Regions from separate parts of the Homo sapiens genome. Here all the other regions are linked to region 4. Evidence: chromatin contacts called from ENCODE Hi-C or POLR2A ChIA-PET data. All regions are on one chromosome and are shown on one strand. Each heading gives the region's core, a stretch centred on a gene start or an enhancer-like site at or near the end of the contact. The rest is flanking DNA. Distances are from core to core; before and after follow the strand shown. Region 1 has its middle 140 kb from the start of LINC02742. Region 2 holds the start of LGR4 (leucine rich repeat containing G protein-coupled receptor 4). Region 3 has its middle 66 kb from the start of LINC02742. Region 4 holds the start of METTL15 (methyltransferase 15, mitochondrial 12S rRNA N4-cytidine). Region 5 has its middle 160 kb from the start of LINC02758.

Region 1 (3,962 bases), core at 129-2,628, 650 kb after region 4:
CAGAAATTTCTTAATGTAGCGTTTTTCATTAATGAAGACAGAAAGGCTAAAAGAAAAAAATGTTAAATGGAGTCTTAATGTAAATAGTCAAGAAGAGTGATATATACCCTATGGAATAGCCTCAAAGTGATATCAGTATGATGGAAATACATTATAAGGTTCTCATACAGCATATCTACTTACCTTTTCTTCTTGACAGCAGATAAGTAAACCACGGCTTAGGAGTAGATTTGCCAATGTATTTTACTGGAGACTTTTGTAGTAAGACTTTTTACTAGTTTGTTACAGCTTATGTGAACAAAATGTCTGTAAACCAGACTTTAATCTTAGAAATATATATATATTTTTACTACCTAGCGTCAGCAGATATTATATATTCTGAACACAGAGCAGAGAAAGTGAGGGAATTTTCCCCAGTCAGTTCTTATTTAATCCATAAAGCCAAGTCTTTGTGTAATTTCAGCTATTTAATTTTTGCTTTTTCATGATTGCCATTGAAAGAATAAGATAATGTTGATGACATTTGAAATATGTTAAGAGGACCAATATCAGCTGGGCACGGTGGCTCACGCCTGTAATCCCAGCACTTTGGGAGGCCGAAGTGGGCAGATCACCTGAGCTTGGGAGTTCAAGACCAGCCTGACCAACATGGAGAAACCCTGTCTCTACTAAAAATACAAAATTAGCCAGGCGTGATGGCATATGCCTGTAATCCCAGCTACTCGGGAGGCTAAGGCAGGAGAATCACTTGAACCCAGGAGGCAGAGATTGTGGTGAGCCAAGGTTGCAGTGAGCCAAGATCGCACCATTGCACTCCAGCCTGGGCAACATGAGCGAAACTACATCTCAAAAAAAAAAAAAAAAAAAAAAAAAGAGGCCCAATATCATGGTATAATTGTGCTGGTCTACTGTCTGAAATAACATGACTGTAGATGTTTTTATCAAATGACAAAATGATGACTGGTATTTATCATTTTATACCCTTCAGCCTACTACTTTCTGATGTCAAACATTGATGATTTCGGCACAGGAGAATCTTTTATATTTTTCAATGAAAAATGTTTTACTCAGTTTTTGTGGGTTGAAAATATAAGTGTATAATTTGGCTGAGAAAAACATTGCATCACTAACATTTGCTCATGACTGTGGAGCTAAACAAATTATCAGTCAAGATCTCTGGTTTGAAGCAACAGAACCTATCTCTGGCCTTAAGAAAAAGGAGATGCATTGGAAAGACATCAGTTTCCCAGAAGTGACAATTAACTTGGTAGTCTAAGGTTTAGAAAACCAAGAGTTGTAAATCAAGATAGCAGGAAATGTAGTCAAAATCATGCTGCAACAACTTTCTGATCCATGAACTCTGGCTATGGGATCATCTAACAACCCTCCCTCCCCCATTTCCTCATTCTTTGCATTACTTAAGATTCAGAGTTCCAGAACAAACACCTTATCAGCAAAGCCTAGCTTATTGGCCTGTTCTGTGGTATAGCCAGGTAGAGGAAGGTCCCAGCTGCTGTGGTTGAGAAAGGAATAGCAAAAGGAATCAAGAACTAGAAATCATCTTCCAACCACATTGGCACACAGTAAAGGACTAATAAAAATATTGGGAAGTGGATGATGGTAAGTTGGAAAGTGACAAATGTCTATTCCCCAAAAAATATTGTTTCGAAGTCATGGTGGGTTTTTAGACTAAACATTATCATTCAATAGCTGTGAGACCTTGGATAAGCCTGTTTTTGTTTGTTTTTTTTTTTTTTCTCAGTCTAAAATGACAAATTTGACTTATGGTAGGGATGGGAAGTAAGTGGCAATTACATTGCCATCCCTCTTTTTCCTATGCCAGACATTACTAATTGATCATTGTATTCTTCCATCCTGAGACCAGATATAACCTCAGAATCATTCTCAATATAGTACTCTGGCAGCAACTACCAAATTATTAGAGCTGATAAATAAGATAAAATCCCACAAACATCTCTGAACTAGAGGTTAATTACATTTCTTTAGAGTGTCAATGTTCTTTGAAGTTCCAGGACTAAGAAGTATTGTTAGTTAAATTATTTTAGAAAATTAGAAAGAACCTAGACCAGGCAGGAATAGACTCATAAAGTAGCTAATCCAGTAATGTCTGATTGAAGTGAAAGAAAATATTTTCAAACTTGACTAGCTTTCATTATGAATGTTGAGATGTTGAAGGAAAACTTTACTCCATTATGGAATGTGCTGTTTATCCTCTGCCTTAAGACCATAAAGATGATTCTTTGAACAAAAGAAAGATAGGACATTGGTCTGAGGTTTAAAACTATATATTATATTGCTGATGGTAAATAAATATATTATTACTGTAAACAAATTGCCATTCACCATGAATTATTTTGTTAATGGTAGAAGAATCACTATTTAAGTAGTCTTTTAAAGTTTGTAGAATGCAAGATCTAAAATGGCTCAAAAATCTACCCTAGAATTTACTAGTATATGTTATTAAACTTAATTACAGGTTCAGCTATTTTGTTCAGATACATATATTTATTACCTTTTTTATTTACTAATTCGAGTAATGAGTTACATCAATTTGTTTAATACAGTTGCTGCCTCGGGATCCATTTTTATGCCAGACATAGGTATTTGAAATTCAATTATACTCCATCACCTTTGGCCTAGTTAAAACTTTTCCTCTCTGTGTGGTTCTTTGCAATATAGCCCTCTGTTCATTTCACTGACCCAAAACCCAACAAATCCCAAAGCCGCTGACCACAATAAACCTAATGGTTAACACCTGACTCATATAAGTAACTTTCCCCCTTCGCATGTGTTTCCTTTAAACCAGTCAATTCAAAACCCCTGAGGAAAAGCAAAACAGATAATGCTCATGAAGCTTAATAAAAGCCTAGTCCTCTCTCTCCTACTTCTCTCCTGCTGGTTGAGAACGCTTGCTATCTCTGCGCTTCCTGTTGGCTGTTGTGAACATCCTTTTTTCTTGTGGATTTGTAAGTAATCAAATGCTTCTGTTATGTCATGTGTTTTGTTGTTCTGCCTCCTCTGTGTCTCACCTGACCAACATGCTCAAACGTAACACTCCTTTTGGTCAGGGCTCTCCTACAAAGTGGCTATCTTGGTAGAAATAAACTGGATACAGGCCAGAAAAGAGCCACAGAACATCTGCCAGTATAAACAAGTTTTCTGTGAGAGGCACACCTGGTCATGGGGTGGGCACTTAACCATTAGGCTGTCTGCCTGGATAAAGAATCATCCCGTGAAAGCATACCGTAAACATCCAAGACCACCTTTGCTGGAGTTCTAACAGAGCAGGGATAGAAAGAGGCTTCAAGACAGAATTAGAAGAAAATCACAACATGAAATATTTTGTATTTAGATTTTTTTTAACCTCTTGAGCTACTCAGACTGTATTGATTTGCAACTTAGGACAAGTGACAACAGACAGAATAATGATACCCAGGAATTACTAGCCTCCAATGGCAAGCAGCGTCTTTTCTCTACCCAGTAGATTCCACTTTCTTCCAGGTGGGCTGTGTTTGTGTTTATCCACACATCAAGGTTTTGGAATGGGAAAAACCTGTAGTATAGCCTTGAACCATGCTAGGGAAATATATATCTGTTTCAAGGGAAATTCTGGCATCAACAAATCACAAAAAAATTTTCATTTAGACAATTTTTGGACACTAGCTTTCCGTAGAGGACCTGGAACAAACTTAGTTTCAAAGGCCATCCTACCTCTGTGATACTTGCAGTAGAGTACAAAAAGGACCACGAATTCTTCTCATTCATGTATGCATGCCCGTTAACAATTCATCTTTGCAGTTTCTCCTTTAAAGGTAGATATGGGGTTTATTTCTCTACTCCTTGGATATGGGTTGGCCATCTGTCTTAGTTTGGTCAAAGGATTGTTAGCAAACGTGATGCAAGCAGACCCTTAAAACGTGTTTGCATTATGGGGCTTTTCT
Region 2 (3,598 bases), core at 931-3,430, 640 kb before region 4:
ATTCCTGCTCAAACTTTCCCACTTAATGTAACTTTATGAACAAAATGCTCTTCACTGCAAAGTTAACTTTTTTTTTTAATGACAAGTTAAACTTCACTATACTGAAAAAAAAAAAAAACCTCAAATACATAACTAAAACTAACCTGAGACAGGAAAAATAACAAATGGGGAGGGGAAGGCTGAAGGTAGAAGAATGAAACAGGTTCCAAGACAACAGGCCTCGATGCTCACTAAAAGTCCATCCTGAGAGGGCAAGCGGAACACCTTTGCCACCACCCACCTGGAAATACAGCAATGCTCCTGCCTGCATAAAGATTTCTTCACAGGGTCCTTTAAAACTGTCTATTTCTAAGAGGTCCCTTCCACTACAGGTAAAAGGAAATTCCCTCTACCCTAGGGCCCCTCAGGATCCCTTCCTCTCTCACACGTTTCTTCGACTGCTCCTGATTTAAGCATTCAGCTGGCCACGCAACGCAAGAAGCAATAAGAACACAAAAACCCTACCCTGTTCCTCCTCTATCCGTGGCCTTTGCCACCACCTCCACAACCTAGTTCAGATTCCTCTTCTTTTCTCAAGGGAACGTCTAAAGCTCTCAAGTCCGTTTTGGCAGGGCGATTTTGTAAGTCTGAAACATTTCAGTGTGTCTCTCGATCTCAGGCAGCTCAAAAGAAAAGATCTGCTGGCTGCGTGAAGGTGCATTAGAAACCTGCTGCTACCTTGCAGCCTGGGCTGAGCATATGCTCCGGAACTTGCTTCTCTTCCAACATCCTGCACCTCAGGTCAGCATTCCTTCTTTAAAAGGCCTTGTTGGGTAAGAGCATGTCCACCAACAGAACCCTGTAATTCTCCCTTGTTTTCTCGGACTCCCCTGCGTGCTGCAGAAGCCTGGGCGTTAGTGGGGTAGTCCCGAGTGGAACTGGGCCGAGGTAGGTGCCGGGACGCACTACCTGGATGGGGCCAAATTGGAAGGAGATTCGCCCTGACTGAGGTACAGGTGTTTCTTCTCCCCACATGCTGGAACCCAGGAGGCTCCAGGTGCTTCCCCACGAGACATGCCTCGGTATGCAGACTGAGGCCAAGTTCTCGGCGCCCTCAGCCCCGCCAGTAGCGGAACTCCTGCCCGCTGAGCGAGGGCCCTCATGAGAAGGGAAGGTCGCGTGGACAGGCTGCCAGGGGCAAGCGTTTTTAGATTACTTCCTCCTTCTTGGCCCCAGATGCACTTGTGAGTTGGGGGTGTGCGCGGTGGGGTGGGAGGGTGCTTGTGCCCAAAAAGTCTGGGAACGAAAGCTACTGCTGGCTCGAACCCGGACTAGCAAAGTGCGGAAAGCCCGTGGCACAGGAGTGGGTGCCAGGCAGCCCGCACGCAGGTGACCGGCGGACCCCCTCCCCAGGCCCGGGCGGCGGCGGGGCGGGGTGGGGTGGGACTGACCCCTGGCTCCGCCCCGCGGCGCCCCCCGCTGGGCCCCGTTTCCTCCCCCCCCCTCGCGTCCCCGCCGCCCGCACTCACAGCGCTTGGGTGAAGGCGCTGAGCCCCTCGGGCACGGCCGTCAGCCCCTTCCCGGAGCAGTCCACCCGACGGTCGCCGTCGCAGCTGCAGGGCGCCGCGCAGAGAGGCGGCGCCGCGCCGCTGGGCCCGGCCGAGCCGAGCAGCCCCAGGGCGAGGAAGCAGAGCAGCCCTAGCGGGCCCGGCATTGCTGCGGCCGCCTCCCGCGCCGGCCTCTCCCGCGGCGCTGCTCGCTCCGCTGCCCTCCGATGTCCCCCGCCGCCCCCGGGCAGCCGGCCTGCGGGCTGGAGCGGGGGTCTCTTCCTCGGCGGTCCGCGCGGGCTCGGCCCCTTCAGCAGTCCGCCGCAGCGGCGCAGGGACGCGGCGCTCCGGAGTTTCGCCCTTCCCGCTGCTCCATGGACGCGCAGAGGCAGCCCCGCTCCTCCGGCGGCTCACGCCAGCCGGGCCGGCCCGGCGCAGCGGCGGGGGCCGCGCTCTGCCATCGCACCGGTCTCCCTGTCCCTGGCCTCTCAATGCAGCGGCTCTTCAAGGTTGCAGAGCGCAGCCTTCAGCCATGCCGGCCACTCGCCCCAGCCCCCGCCGTGGCTCTCGCACAAACACCCAGACTCTGGCTCGCTGTCTCCCAGCCGCGGCTCAATCTCTTCCCGTCCTTTTCCCTTCTAGGGTTGCACGCTCTGGTTCCCAAACCCCCGGCCGCTGGCTTATGCAAATCACTTAGGTACATGCAAAAGTATCCCTTCTCCCGGAGCGCCATTGGCCCGGGGAGGTCTCGAGCTCATTACTATGCAGAGAGGAGAGCCGCCATTGGCCAAGAGGAGGACCAGAGGGGCGTGTTTCTCGGGCGTGAGTGACAAGGTGGTGGTGGTTGTGGTGGTGGCGGCGGTGGTGGTGGTGGTGGTGGCGGCGGTGGTGGTGGTGGTGGTGGTGGTGGTTCAAGGCAAAATCTTGACTTGGCTGGATTTGTCTGGCAGGTTGTGGATTGAAGGTAGAAGGATAGTAGGACAAGGGGTCTAGTTTTTCCCTCCCCCACCCGTCTTTTTGTTCCCTCCGCAGAAATTGGATCTCCTAAATTGGATGACCTGGTAAGTAGAACTTCCCTCCAGCGTTCAGTTAAGTTTTAAATGACTCTCCGCTGTTCCAAAGGGCGAGGACGTCTGGAGCTCTGCAAACGGAAAAAAGATTTTGAAGAGGAGGAAAAAAGTTTCCCTCGATCTGACACACATCTTTGGGTTTTAGCTATACACTAAGTTAAAAGTGTACCCTCTCCAGTGCCTCACTTCACCTGGGATCTTTACACCTATCTTGATACACATTTGGTAGCTAAGTCTTAGCAATTCATTCTCCCCAGTCCTCTCTCTGTATTTGGTGTTTTTGGTGACTGCAAATTAGACTCCTTTCTCACGCACTTTAAAATCCTGAAACACAGGAATTTTGTAAAAGGTCAGAGAAAGTGATGTTTCTGAACACTGGACAATTTCCAAAACATCTGAGTGGGAGGTGACTACGGCTGAGAAGCCAGCAGCAACGTTGGTGTTAGGTAATTATCAGCATTCCCTCCTCTTCTGGATTTTGAGTCCCTGTGGCCTAATAGACCCCACGGAATCATTACCTGTACCAACTACGGCTTTAAGGGTACTTCGTTTCTTGCTCTCTGCCATGGCGTTGAGTCGTTTTACTCTATAATGGAGACATTTTTAATGAATACATTAAAACAAGCAGGATTCGGCCGGGCGCGGTGGCTCACGCCTGTAATCCCAACACTTTGGGAGGCTGCGGCGGGCGGATCACCTGAGGTTGGGAGTTCTAGACCACCCTGACCAACATGAAGAAACCCCGTCTCTACTAAAAATACAAAATTAGCCGGGTGTGGTGGCAGATGCCTGTAATCCCAGCTACTCGGGAGGCTGAGGCAGGCGAATTGCTTGAGCCCGGGAGGCGGAGGTTGCGGTGAGCTGGAGATCGCGCCATTGCATTCCAGCCTGGGCAACAAGAGCAAAACTCTGTCTCAAAAAAAAAAAAAAAAAAAAAAAAAAAAAGCAGGATTTAAAGATAATTATCATATAAAGTTGACTAGCCATCGTATGTAAATAAAA
Region 3 (3,580 bases), core at 380-2,879, 730 kb after region 4:
CACTGAAAATATAGACTTGAGAGAGGCTTCATAGGTAAGAGTTAGGCAACTGAGAAGAATGAGAAGAAAATGAAACACTCCTTAGCAAAAATTGAGGTAAAAGGGAGTGTGCTGGAAGAAGAAAAGTTGAGAAATTCATTGAAAAAAGACTACAAGGAAATTCGATTCCAGCTGACAAAAGGCTGTCTCTGTTTGCAGAATTTGCATGTATTTTCTTTTTAATTTGCCAGTTTTAAACTGAAAGAACAAGAGCTGAAAGTCAATTGATAGGTCATGAGTCACCAAGTATTTGACTGTTAGTATTATGTTAACAATCTGAGTGTATCAGCCAGCAAGCTTTTCAGGACCAGCAGATGTTGCTGGCATTAAGAACATGAGGGTTTCCAGCTTCATCCACGTTGGGGGAGGGGGGGAATAGCATTAGGAGATATACCTAATGTAAATGATGAGTTAATAGGTGCAGCATACGCACATGGCACATGTATACATATGCAACAAACCTGCACGTTGTGCACATGTACCCTAGAATTTAAAGTATATATAAAAAAAAACCATGAGGGGAGATGAGCACAAGATGAAAGGCCCATAGAAATGCTTTTAAAAAAATGAACAACAGGAATTGCTAATAATTTAAGGGACAAGAAAAAGGAATGGAAGGCTTGGGGACTGATGGCAGTGCAAAGACTTAATTTCCCATTGCATTAGCTTAGCAAAAAGAATCTGGGTGGTCCATCACCACACTCTTCCCTCTTGGGAGCAAACTACAGCCAAAGACATCTGGAATGGTTGTTTGAAAAATATATATATATGGGGAGAAATCTTGACATATTATCCTAAGAAGCAAATTAGGGTAATATGTGTAATGTCTTAAATCTTTTTGCAATGTTATGAAATTGATGTATTAACTAATATGGTTTCCAAGTAATAGAAAGATGGAAATGTTTAAGATTGTGGCTAAAAAAACACATTAACAGCAATACATTATTCTAAATACTGAGGCTCAGTAAATTCTGAAAGCACATCTACAACTATAGAATAATAAAGAAATAATAAAACAAGAGATAGGCCCAAATGCTAAATGTAGAAATCCCGAAGCAACATTATCCTCTAATTGTCCTAAATCATGTGGTTTATGAGCAAAGAGCCAGCACCTACATTCTAATTGCTGGCCATGAGTCAGCGATCACTGACTTTCTTCCTCTAACAGGGCCTTGACCTTGGTCTGGATTAGTGGGAAATTAACACACTCGTCTTGAAATTTTAAATACTTGAGCCTGAATCTACCAAATCAGGACATTCAGATTTTTAAAAACCTTCAAGAGTTATGTTTTGAGAGTTCTTAGAAGATGTCTCAAACATGATCAAGAAAATATCTCCATCATCAATTTGACTAGTTACCTGGTGATACTAATTTTCCACTTGTCTCCTGCCTAGACTCCCACTCCCACTAAATGTAAAAATGTCACTACATTTTTCAGACACTGCCAGGAACCTCCATAGCTTCTACAGAGTTCTGCAGTCTGATGCTGCAGGGCATTGCCAGCTCTTGCCAGTCTCATGCTGTGATGGGACACAGGAAGTGATCACTGGGCTGTGTAATTTTCTTTTGTGAAAGAAGGAGGGATTGGCTTTCATTCTCTTGTGTTATATCCTGTTAGAGGGTTCTAAAGCAGCATTCCGTTGGTACCAAAGTCCATTTATTCATGGAGCAAACATTTAAAGAATGTGTACTCAGTCCAGGCATAGTGCTTGGTGCTGGATATAAAATAGTTAGCAAAAGCACCCACGTTAAGTAGAAGAGCCAGACTTTACTCAAATAAGTCCAATAATGACGCACACAAGACCACAATCACAGGAAGAATTCTAAAGGAAGAGACTGCTATGAGATTTGAAGGATTAGTAAGCACTAGCTAAGTAATGTAGGGATGCACAGAGTGGGAACAAGGGGTCCATTATCACAGCAAAAGAAATCACCCAAAGATTCTGTGCCAGTTGGAGTGTGAAACTTCTCAGGATCTGAAAAAATCCAGAGTAGGTAAATTACAGAGAATAAGGGAGAGAATGCTGCAACCTGATGCCTATAAGAGCTAGAATAGCCTCGTTAAGGTCTGATGTCTTACTCAAGAGTAAAGTATTATAAGCTGGGTGGTGAGAGGAGTAAGTGTCCTTATCAAAGTAGTGAACTGCTGTAGAGTTGATTAAAGACAGGTAAGATTTATCTGAAGAGAGAGAAAACTTTGGTGTTTTATATAGAGTCCCCTCCCATCCCCTTCACTCATATTCTCATTAACACTGATTTAGAATCTTAGAATCTAGTCTGAGGAAGTGGCTGTACTTGGAGATCAATCTAAGAAACAGCTTATTGCAGTCAGATTTGTTCTTCTCCTCTGATTCTGGCTTTCAAACTGGGTCCACCTTTTTGTTCATGGCTCTGTAAGATGCACTTTATTAAAATTAACTTTAGATAGGACTCTTCCAGCAATTTACCAAAGATGTCCAGCCCTTTTTGTACCCCAACCCGTTACATTTCAGCTGGGATCCCCACTCTATCAGGACACAGAAAGTGCATCTTCTTCAGTGCTCAAAACCTCAGTGTCCTTAAAATATCCTGTATTGATGTATCAGCCCCTCAATTCAGAGAAGATAGTTCCTCTGATCATATGACTTCATCATTTCATCCCATAAATTGGGATTTATGATCCAAATAATAGTCACTCTTTCATTGAGTCTGTAACATCTAGATTAATGTACATGTTTTGTGGTTTCCATTATCATATCTGGTTAACAACACCAACTATAAAATTTAAAGGCAGAATAACATAGTGATTTCACTTCATGTTAGACAGATATGGGCACAAATTCTAGGTTAGGTGCTTACAACTCTGAAATCTTAGGCAAGTTTCTTCAATCGCTGATACTAAGTCTCTTTATTTGAAAAATAGTGGTAGGCCAGGCACGGTGGCTCATGCCTGTAATCTGAGCACTTTGGGAAGCCAAGGCGGGTAGATCACGAGGTCAAGAGATCAGACCATGCTGGCCAACATGGTGAAACCCCATCTCTGCTAACAATACAAAAATTAGCCGGGCATGGTGGTGGGCGCCTGTAATCCCAGCCACTCGGAAGGCTGAGGCAGGAAAATTGCTTGAACCCATGAGGCGGAGGTTGCAGTGATCCAAGATTGTGTCACTGCACTCCAGCCTGGTGACAAAGCGAGACTCTGTTTCAAAAAAAAAAAAGAAAAATAATTGTATAGTAGTAGTGAGTATATAATTTAACAAAAGTATATGTAAAGTGTTTGGGAATGTACCTGAAATTTCACATTGAAAAATTATGATTATTGCTGTATCATTGTTATTAATCAAGTTTAATGGTCAACAGTACAGTATGATAAAGATGAAATGTATTCTATAAAATCTTACCTTTTTCTTTTCTTCATATTTAGTAAGAATTTATGTTGTTTATATTAGCATTATCTTTTCTTAAGAGAATAGTAATCTCTTAATGAGATTATTTCTTACAAGGCTTCATAAAAATGGAAAACTTAAGTTTTTCATTCTAGTCCAAAAGCATATGGGAAAA
Region 4 (4,114 bases), core at 1,331-3,830:
TAATAATGAACAACAATGCTTTTCATTTGAGTATGTACACTCTGTCTCATGCATTATAGTAAACACTTGACATTCGTCATTGCATTCAATCCTTATAATAATCACGTAAGGTAGGTTGTAGTAGTATTTCCATTTTACAAAAACAAAGACTTAGCCTTAGGATAAGTAACTTTTCCAAGATGACGTAACAAGTGGGCAACCAAATGTCAAATATAAGTCAATTCAGTCAAAGATTCACCCCTAATTTTATGAAAGTACTATAATAAATTTAATTCATTGATTGTATTCACTGATACGTTCATCAAAAGCATTCAGATCATGTGATGCATCACATGGCATTCACCTGCTCTAAAGTCTCCAATGACTTCTCACCAGAAGAATAAAACACAAACTCCTTAACGGGTACAAATCTAAAGTCCATGTTATTAACAGCTAGGTTCTACTGGAATCAGAAGAGAATGCTTCCAAACAATGATACAGAAGTAGAGTGACAGTTATGATATATTAAATACAAACTCAAACCTGAATTAGATTCAGATTCAACAAACACTGTATAGGACTGAAAACGATACTCAACACTATCATCTACAGTCCATCTTAAAGCTCTTTTTGGAATATCAGTCTTGGGGGCACTACTCCCACCAACTTACAACCATCAGGGAAGAATAAAAGGTTCAACTGGAGGGAAGGCCGGCACTGACAGCTGAGCTATTTTTTTTCCTCTTAGTTTTCACAGTTGTCAGCAAAAAAAAAAAAAAAAAAAAAATCATTTTTATCGTGTCTCTTAATTGATTTGGGGTATTTCTATGATGGGACAAGATGCACTTTCAATATAAAAATATTATGTATTTGTAAATACTTTTCAATAGTAGAAGAGGAAGGGCTGGGTGCCCTGCCTCACACCTGTAATTCCTGCACTTTAGGAGGCCGAGGCGGGCAGATGGCTTGAGGTCAGGAGTTCGAGACCAGCCTGGCCAACACAGTGAATCCCCGTCTCTACCAAAGATACAAAAATTAGCCGAGTGTGGTGGCAAACGCCTGTAATCCCAGCTACTCGGGAGGCTGAGGCACGAGAATTGCTTGAACCTGGGAGGTGGAGGTTGCAGTGAGCAGCGATCACGTCACTGCACTCCAGCTTGGACCACAGAGCGAGACTCTGTCTCAAATAAATGAATAAATAATAGAAAAGGAGATTAATTACTACTATTAAAGGCAGATAATCTTTTAAGTTTTTTTCTTTGTGATTGTGCTTTGTAGATAATCTTTGTTTATTGAAATAGTTCTTACAAACTATGAACTTAATAAGAAGCACTATCTAGTCATTGGATATCACATTCTCTAGCATCAAAGTTTATAAAAACCTTACAAAAACGAAACAGGAGGCTAGACGTGGTGGAATGACACTAAAAATTAAAATCTGTAGAGTGCCTAAATTTCTACCTAATTATCCATAATCTAAACTATATATTATACCACAAAATCAGTTCATTCTGGTCAAATACTCTCTTCTCATATAATAAACAGCAGTCAGTCTTGGCTTCTCTGTAACTGAGTGACTAATGAGCTCCTAAAAAAAAAAAAAAGTCCTGCGGAAACCAAGAACAGACTATAGGACTGATTCTAAATGTTTACAGTTTAATTTCATCTGCAGAGCATTTGCCAAACAGTATCTCTTCCGTACCTCATCTGATCCTCGGCAATCCCGTTAGGCAGTCAGAGCGGCTTTTATCTCGATGCTACCTACAACTGGGGCTCAGGAGGGGTTCCCGATTGACCAGTGCAAGACTAACAGTTAAAGCTCTTCAGACAAAAATTTTATGCAGTGATGAACAAAAGCTCCTCGTTTGATAGGTAAGCCCCTGGGTACGCTTATATGTGAGTCTGAAACAAAACACTCCCAATTTGGAGTCCGGAAAAAAGCTGACACTACAAGGTGCTGGGCAGTTAAAGTTCTCTGCCAGTCTGGGAAAGGGGCCAAGATGCCCTTTAAAACTTAAGACTTCCTCTCAGGACTTAAGGAGATCCCTGCCCTTCCAGCTGAGCAGTCGAGGATTACGGTCAAGCAGAGCTGTGCTCTTAGCAGGTTCTCGAATCCCTTTTTCCTTTCACTTTCTCCCCAGGTACCCTGATCCCCCACCCCTCAACGCTTCTGTGTTTGTCAAGAAGCCCACCTGGTCTTCTAGACCTGAAGCGGCAGGACCCTCCGTTCCCAATAATACAAGTCACCAAAAGGAGCGTCCCAGAGTCCAGTTTTACCTTCATGTGCCTCTCACTCACTTCAGGCCCAGGCCAGGTTACCGCAACCACTTCACTTTAATGTCCGCCTCCCAGCGCTTCAGACTCAACCACAATATTCAAACCCAAGCCACTTTCCTCAGCGCTTCGTTTCATTGGCTGCCGCTCGCGTGATGTCATCACGTCGGACGCTGTCACGGCTCGCGGCAGCTTGGCGCCAAGAAGCTCAGCCTGGCTGCGCAGGGGAAGCTCTTTGCTTGCTCGTCACCGTGGCAACGCGCGCGGCCGTTTCCGGAGGCGGTGGCCAAAGTGGGCGGGGCTAGGCCGGAGCTGCTGGTGGGAGGCAGCCACTTGAGATCACCAGGCCTCCTGTAGACCGGCGGGTGCAGGGCCCGGTCCCAGAGTTAAGGGTGTGAGTGAGACTGCTGCGGGCAGGGGTTGGCCTATGCCCTCTGCTAGGGGGAGAGGTGGAGTTTGGGTGTGGATTAATGGGTTCTGGGTGTTTATTTTCTTTTCTCTGAGTAGTGAGGCCTCCAAGAAGTTGTAGGGACCTGTTTCTTCCAGACACATTAATATGGGCCAAAATGTGGGGTCTCTTCACCTGAATTAATTGGAGATCTTTTGGGTTGAGGCCTCAGGCTTCATTTCTCAGGACTTCCAGGCCTACTCCCATTAGTACTGACCGTGAAACTATTTTCTGTTTGGTTACTTTTTACATTCTCTGTCTAATGATGGCATAACAAAATAAATTTAAAGATTTTGGCTTGGTTTATTATTAGGTGAAGTGATTTTTTTTAAGTCCCAGGTTATAGATATTATTTCAGCATAGACACTTTAAAAAGAGAGAAAATACCTGGAACAAATCGGAAATACGTTTGCTAAAATAACTTTATTTGGCAGGGTGTTTTTAATAACAGTATCTGAATTTCATTGTTCTATATATTACTGTTATTGTATCCATTTAGCAATTATTTAGATTTTAGACACAATAGTATGCAATGGAATCAAACTCTTCCCTCTTGGAGCTTATATTTTGTGGATTCAATATCACTTTATAAATAGGATGACTCATACCCATGCAGAGTATTATAAATGCAACAATATATGGAAACCTCTGTATTATGGACATTTATTTCCTGTTGAGGAAAATCGGGAGTATTGTGTACTGTATGTGATGCATGTTATATTATTGTTTCTGATCACTAGACAGAGGATCAATAAAGCTACTACTTATTTTTGGCTGTATTACGTGTATCTTAGCTAATGAAATGGTTATTTGTGTGCTGCTGGTCTTGGTAATAAAATCGAGATGTCTTTATTTCCAGTAAGAACTCATTGTATAGTACTTTACGTTTTGACTTCCCAGGTATTTTATTAGTCCCTTTACATATGGTCTCTCAGTTAATTCTCAAAACAGCCCATGAGACGTAGGTAATATTATTTTCATTTTTCTGAGAGAAAACTGAAGTTTTCAGAAAATTCCTAACACAAAATTTTGTCTTGAACTATACAGGCAAGGCAATTCAGAATTGAGTCATTTGTCTCTGAAATACTTTCTGGATTAAGTGACATTAAGAGAATATCTTAATCCAGTCTGAAAATATGCATATTTTGCCAGTTGCTTGTAAAATTGCATGGATCATTGGTGAAGAATAGAAGTGTTTTAAAGTTTGTCTTTTTTGACACCCACATTGTATAAGGTTTATCAGTGCCACAGATGTTTTCACACCTAATCCAAGTACTTTAGATTTCAAATTCAGTGTTACACTTGCCATTTAACAGTGTTCAGATGATGAGGTCCATATTTTAAAGGAATTGTACATTTGGTTAAAGCAGAGAGATTTTGACATTACAATCAATCCCACTACTGTGCCACCTT
Region 5 (3,947 bases), core at 25-2,524, 590 kb after region 4:
GCCCAAAGTAGAATCCAATATGGCTTGAAGGGCTTTATTTTATGGCATTTTTGCAAGGCTAAACTTGTGAGTCAGACAATTCTGTGTTAGTATCCTCGATTTCTTATAAACTGTACTGAATAAGTTGTTTTATTGTCCTAAGCCTCAGTTTCATCTTCTATAAAGTGAGGATAATATCATCAACCTAAATGGTGTAAAGAGTACCAACAACATATGTACAATTGTTAGCATATTACGCAGCACATAATAATATATAAACAGTAACATTTAGCTATCTGTTATCTTTATTGTTGTTGTCAGTGCAATTATATCCAATCCTCCCTAGCCATTCAGCAATGGTCAGTCTTTGCTTACAAGCTAGACCATATGAAAGAATCCAGTTCAGTGCAAAGCTCACAGTGGGTCAGTCACACACCTGGATCTTGAGAACCAGACTTAGTAAAGCCTACATCTGAATGGGGGAGTGGCACAGTAAAGCACTACCCTTTGTTGCTTCCCTTTTACCCTCTTATCAGGACAACTAGGCAGTGACTGAATGAAAGACTTGCCTTTCCTATTAGTGCAGAGTTAATGCTGCTGGAACACAGCTCCTCCATCCACATTCCATCCATGATTCTCTGGCAAGAGTCATTGGCATTCAGGGTACAATGTACATGCTTGCCTCCTTCACCTATATTCCAACTGCATTATTCCATAGGAATGCTATGGAAGGGACTTGGCTGTAATCATGTTTCATTTGTAGAGTGGTTATTCCAATAGATTTTAGATGAAGTAAGTTTTAAGGACTAATCTGGAAACTGTCATTACCCCCCTGCCCCAACTCCAGTCCCCTTAAATATTTCATCACTGCTCTCCAAAGCCCCATCTCACACATCATGATTTTTATGGGGACACTAAGTTCCCCAACCAACCTACAAATGGTTTCTGGAATGCAGATGGTTGGGACGTTTTCATCATTATTGTGATTGTTACGAAAGGAGTAGTAGTACAGAGATGTGATCGAGGGCTCCTGGCTCTGTGTTGGTCTCTGCCATTCACTTGCTTTCTGTCCTTGGAGCAGTCATATCTTCCTCTGGGACTCAGTTTGCTCATCTGTAAAAAGAGGGTTTTTTACTACATGCTCACTGAAGCCTCTTCCAGCTCTAAAGGCCTCTGATTCAGCAAAACTCTTATTAATGAAGCTATTACAAAAGGCTTGTGTTGGATTGATTATGGTGGCCACTGCTTTCCTGGGCTGTCACAGTCCTCACTTCTTCCTTTTCCCCTCACGTCCCTGTGGTATGTTGGCATAGGATGAGTCACTGCCGGCTATGGCATACATCCAGAAATGGAATGCCATCCTCCTTCCTGGCACAGGGAGGGAGAAGTGTGACTTTTTATATCCCCTCCTATTGATTAATGACATCTACTTCATAAGAATTATGATTACTCTGGTCTCATCAAGCCACTTCTAAGAATACAAATTCTATGCATTTACTGCAACCTCAGGACAAGATTGACCTCGGAAAGGCTTTGGGAACACTTTAGAAAACATCTCTTCCTCCCACTGAAAGGTTCACAACTATTGTTTTCCTCTTCTGACTCATCTTTGAATCAGTAAATTAAATATGTATAACTTGTGAAGATTTCATTTTTATTAAGGCAAGGTGCTTTGCTGAGCAATGTCAAGATTTAGAAGTGTACAGCTCTCCTTTTCTCCCTTCTCAATGATTTTATTTCCTGTAGTTTGTAGGAGGACTTTCAGAGAGCTGTTCTCTTTATCCTTCTCTGTGGCTCTGGCTCTTTTCTGTATCATAGAGAAGTTAAAAAGAGTTGATTATCATCTACTCTCCTAGGGTGGTCAAGACTTGAGGATTCAGAGGCTGTTTCTCAAGTAAGTGTTGCCTATTATGTTTTCTTGCCTATTATGTCTTACTCTGGAATTGAGGAAGAGTCATATTTTTTCATTATGTTGTTTGTGACATCTCTGGAATACCCTTTTTTGGGGGGACAGGGTCTCATTATGTTGCCCAGGTTGGTCTCCAACTCTTGGGCTCAAGTGATCCTCCTGCCTCAACCTCTTAAGTAGCTGAGACAACAGGTATGCACCATTGTGCCCAGCCTACCTTAATGATCCTCCCATCTGGAATGTTCTTATCTTAACCCTCCTCCCCCGCCTGCCATTTGATCAGTTCCTTACTCTCCCTTGCTGTATTTTCCCCAAAGGGGCTAGTTTATTTCACAACCTATATAAAGCTTTTCTGTCTACATTATTTTTTCCCTTACATGAATATCTGTACAACTTGGCTTTTTCCTTTTAAAAATAATTTAATTGGATTATATATCAGATTTTTCTATAGTTTTTCTTAGTATGCACTTCTCACCTTCCCACTAGATTGGAGGTTTCTTGAGGTCAAAAGACTGCAGGCTTTTAAGTTAATAAATACATATGTATTGAACTATTTTTATGATTATGGTATATAGTATAATTTATTTCTGTCTTTTGTACTGCACTTAGCATGGATTTCAGGTGTTACTGAAACTCTTTGTTGACAACAAATTGAGTAGTATATGACATCATCTAAAAAACTGTAACTCTTATTTGTCAAACAACTCAAGTAGTAGGGATCATAGAGGTTTGAGAGCAATTTAGACGAATGTTTAACTTTCTCCTTGTATTTTAGTCCTATTCAGTTCTCTAAGCATGTATCAGGAGTCAATTAAATGCTAGGCACTATCTGGGTACTAGAAAATATACCGAGAAAATTATCAGGCTCGCTGTGCTCAAGGAATGGTTACACTATTTTCGGGCAAGTCATTTAATATTCAGACCTATTTTCCTACCAATAATTGTGCCTTGCTTAAAAATAGAACCTTTTTGAAATTGAGACATGCTGAGTTTCTTTTTGTCTTCCTTAATGTGTTGAGAGGATTTACCTTATGAAAAGTGATATTTTTTTGATGATAGGAGGCTTTTGTTCCCTTCATTTGTGTCATTGTTACTTTTAGGGGAAGGGGTGCCTGTGTGAGAGTTAGTTTTATGCAATTATATTAAGAAATATGAGTGACAATGGGCTGCTCTTGTGACAACCTCAGTCTTTCTCCTTCCTTCCTCCTTTTTTCCAGCAGACCACTTAGTACTTGCGATTTTTTTCCATCTGTTTCCCTTCTCCTTTGATTTTTTTCTTTTCTTCCTTTTCAAACAGTTGTTGCCACCATAGTCCAAATTCTTATCAACATAACAACATCCATTCACTCAACAAATATTTAGAGTTTGTACTGTCGTCACTGTTTTAGACACAAGGATGCAGCAGCAAAAAATAAGATAAATAAAAGAGAAATTAATAAAACTGTAATATAATCCTACCTTCATGGAGTTTCCTTTCTAGTGTAAGTAAATCAGAAATCAAATAAAAAACTGGGGGGAGAAAAAGGGTATGTTGTGTGAATTAAGAGCCATGGAGAAAAATCATGGTGAGAAGGTGAACTGGCAATTTCTTTCCTGGTAGTAAGGGTGGCAATTTTAAGGGCAGAAATCCTTACTTTTTTAAAGATTATCTTTAAAGGAAGATAATCTTTCCATAAAAACTTGAAAATCTTGAGGGAGCAAGTCCTGTAGATATCTGGTGGGAGAACATTCCAGGGAGAGTGAGCAACTTATAGCAAAATCTCTGAGGTGAGCCTGAGGAAGGGTGGTAGGAAATGGGAGAGGCAGGGCAGGGACCTGAAGGCCATTAACTTTGGCTTTTAGGCTAAGTAAGAGCCACAGCTGTTGGAGCACTTTGAGAGGAGGAAAGACCTTATCTAACTTATATTTTAACAGAATTATTCTGGCTGCTGCGGTCAGCCTCTAAAGGGCAAGTAAAAAAGGTAAGGAAACCAGTTAGAAGGCTATTGCAGTGACCAGAGTGAGAGACAATGGTGGCTTGGACCAGAGTAGGATTGGTGGAGACTGTAAGGAGTATCAG

Evidence for each region. A loop is a pair of places that touch in the nucleus more often than their neighbours do. ChIA-PET counts read pairs that join two places held with the same protein, here RNA polymerase II (POLR2A). Pooled maps may share reads with other maps.
Region 1: a loop to region 4 is called in a map of PC-9, with 11 times the contacts of the local background. The contact joins the enhancer-like site here to the promoter of METTL15 in region 4. A Hi-C loop is called at or near these places in 2 of 168 maps with a recorded cell type or tissue (IMR-90 and PC-9) and 2 of 50 pooled maps. POLR2A ChIA-PET finds 5 or more read pairs at or near these places in 2 of 52 experiments (BJ and MCF 10A).
Region 2: a loop to region 4 is called in a map of naive thymus-derived CD4-positive, alpha-beta T cell, with 16 times the contacts of the local background. The contact joins the promoter of LGR4 here to the promoter of METTL15 in region 4. A Hi-C loop is called at or near these places in 1 of 168 maps with a recorded cell type or tissue (naive thymus-derived CD4-positive, alpha-beta T cell) and 8 of 50 pooled maps. POLR2A ChIA-PET finds 5 or more read pairs at or near these places in 1 of 52 experiments (WTC11).
Region 3: a map of endothelial cell of umbilical vein shows a loop between it and region 4 (10-fold over the local background). The contact joins the enhancer-like site here to the promoter of METTL15 in region 4. A Hi-C loop is called at or near these places in 5 of 168 maps with a recorded cell type or tissue (IMR-90, PC-9, chondrocyte and 2 more) and 4 of 50 pooled maps. POLR2A ChIA-PET finds 5 or more read pairs at or near these places in 1 of 52 experiments (A549).
Region 5: a map of endothelial cell of umbilical vein shows a loop between it and region 4 (5-fold over the local background). The contact joins the enhancer-like site here to the promoter of METTL15 in region 4. A Hi-C loop is called at or near these places in 8 of 168 maps with a recorded cell type or tissue (A673, IMR-90, MCF 10A and 5 more), 1 of 37 single-sample maps with no recorded cell type and 12 of 50 pooled maps. POLR2A ChIA-PET finds 5 or more read pairs at or near these places in 3 of 52 experiments (H1, PC-3 and RWPE1).

What each region holds. Positions count from the first base shown.
Region 1 is chr11:28,758,098-28,762,059 of GRCh38, forward strand. No RefSeq gene overlaps it. Among named protein-coding and RNA genes, the nearest start is that of LINC02742, 140 kb to the right of the region's middle. Within about 2 kb of position 1,379, at least 4 of the 41 ENCODE cell types and tissues checked have a DNase peak (open chromatin) inside an H3K27ac peak, as active enhancers do; they include IMR-90 and PC-9, where a contact is called at or near this core.
Region 2 is chr11:27,470,610-27,474,207 of GRCh38, forward strand. It overlaps LGR4 (leucine rich repeat containing G protein-coupled receptor 4), which reads right to left and starts at 2,181. Exons shown (of 18, transcript NM_018490.5): 1 at 1,509-2,181. The coding sequence starts at 1,693. It overlaps LGR4-AS1 (LGR4 antisense RNA 1), which reads left to right and starts at 1,122. Exons shown (of 4, transcript NR_131170.1): 1 at 1,122-1,223; 2 at 2,169-2,348; 3 at 2,559-2,587. RefSeq lists silencers at 1,295-1,354, 1,605-1,774, 1,905-1,954.
Region 3 is chr11:28,834,787-28,838,366 of GRCh38, forward strand. No RefSeq gene overlaps it. Among named protein-coding and RNA genes, the nearest start is that of LINC02742, 66 kb to the right of the region's middle. Within about 2 kb of position 1,630, at least 5 of the 41 ENCODE cell types and tissues checked have a DNase peak (open chromatin) inside an H3K27ac peak, as active enhancers do; they include endothelial cell of umbilical vein and mammary epithelial cell, where a contact is called at or near this core.
Region 4 is chr11:28,105,808-28,109,921 of GRCh38, forward strand. It overlaps METTL15 (methyltransferase 15, mitochondrial 12S rRNA N4-cytidine), which reads left to right and starts at 2,581. Exons shown (of 7, transcript NM_001113528.2): 1 at 2,581-2,645. It overlaps KIF18A (kinesin family member 18A), which reads right to left and starts at 2,349. Exons shown (of 17, transcript NM_031217.4): 1 at 2,257-2,349. RefSeq lists enhancers at 1,562-2,086, 1,627-1,886, 2,087-2,610, 2,797-2,876.
Region 5 is chr11:28,700,962-28,704,908 of GRCh38, forward strand. No RefSeq gene overlaps it. Among named protein-coding and RNA genes, the nearest start is that of LINC02758, 160 kb to the left of the region's middle. Within about 2 kb of position 1,275, at least 4 of the 41 ENCODE cell types and tissues checked have a DNase peak (open chromatin) inside an H3K27ac peak, as active enhancers do; they include PC-3, PC-9 and endothelial cell of umbilical vein, where a contact is called at or near this core.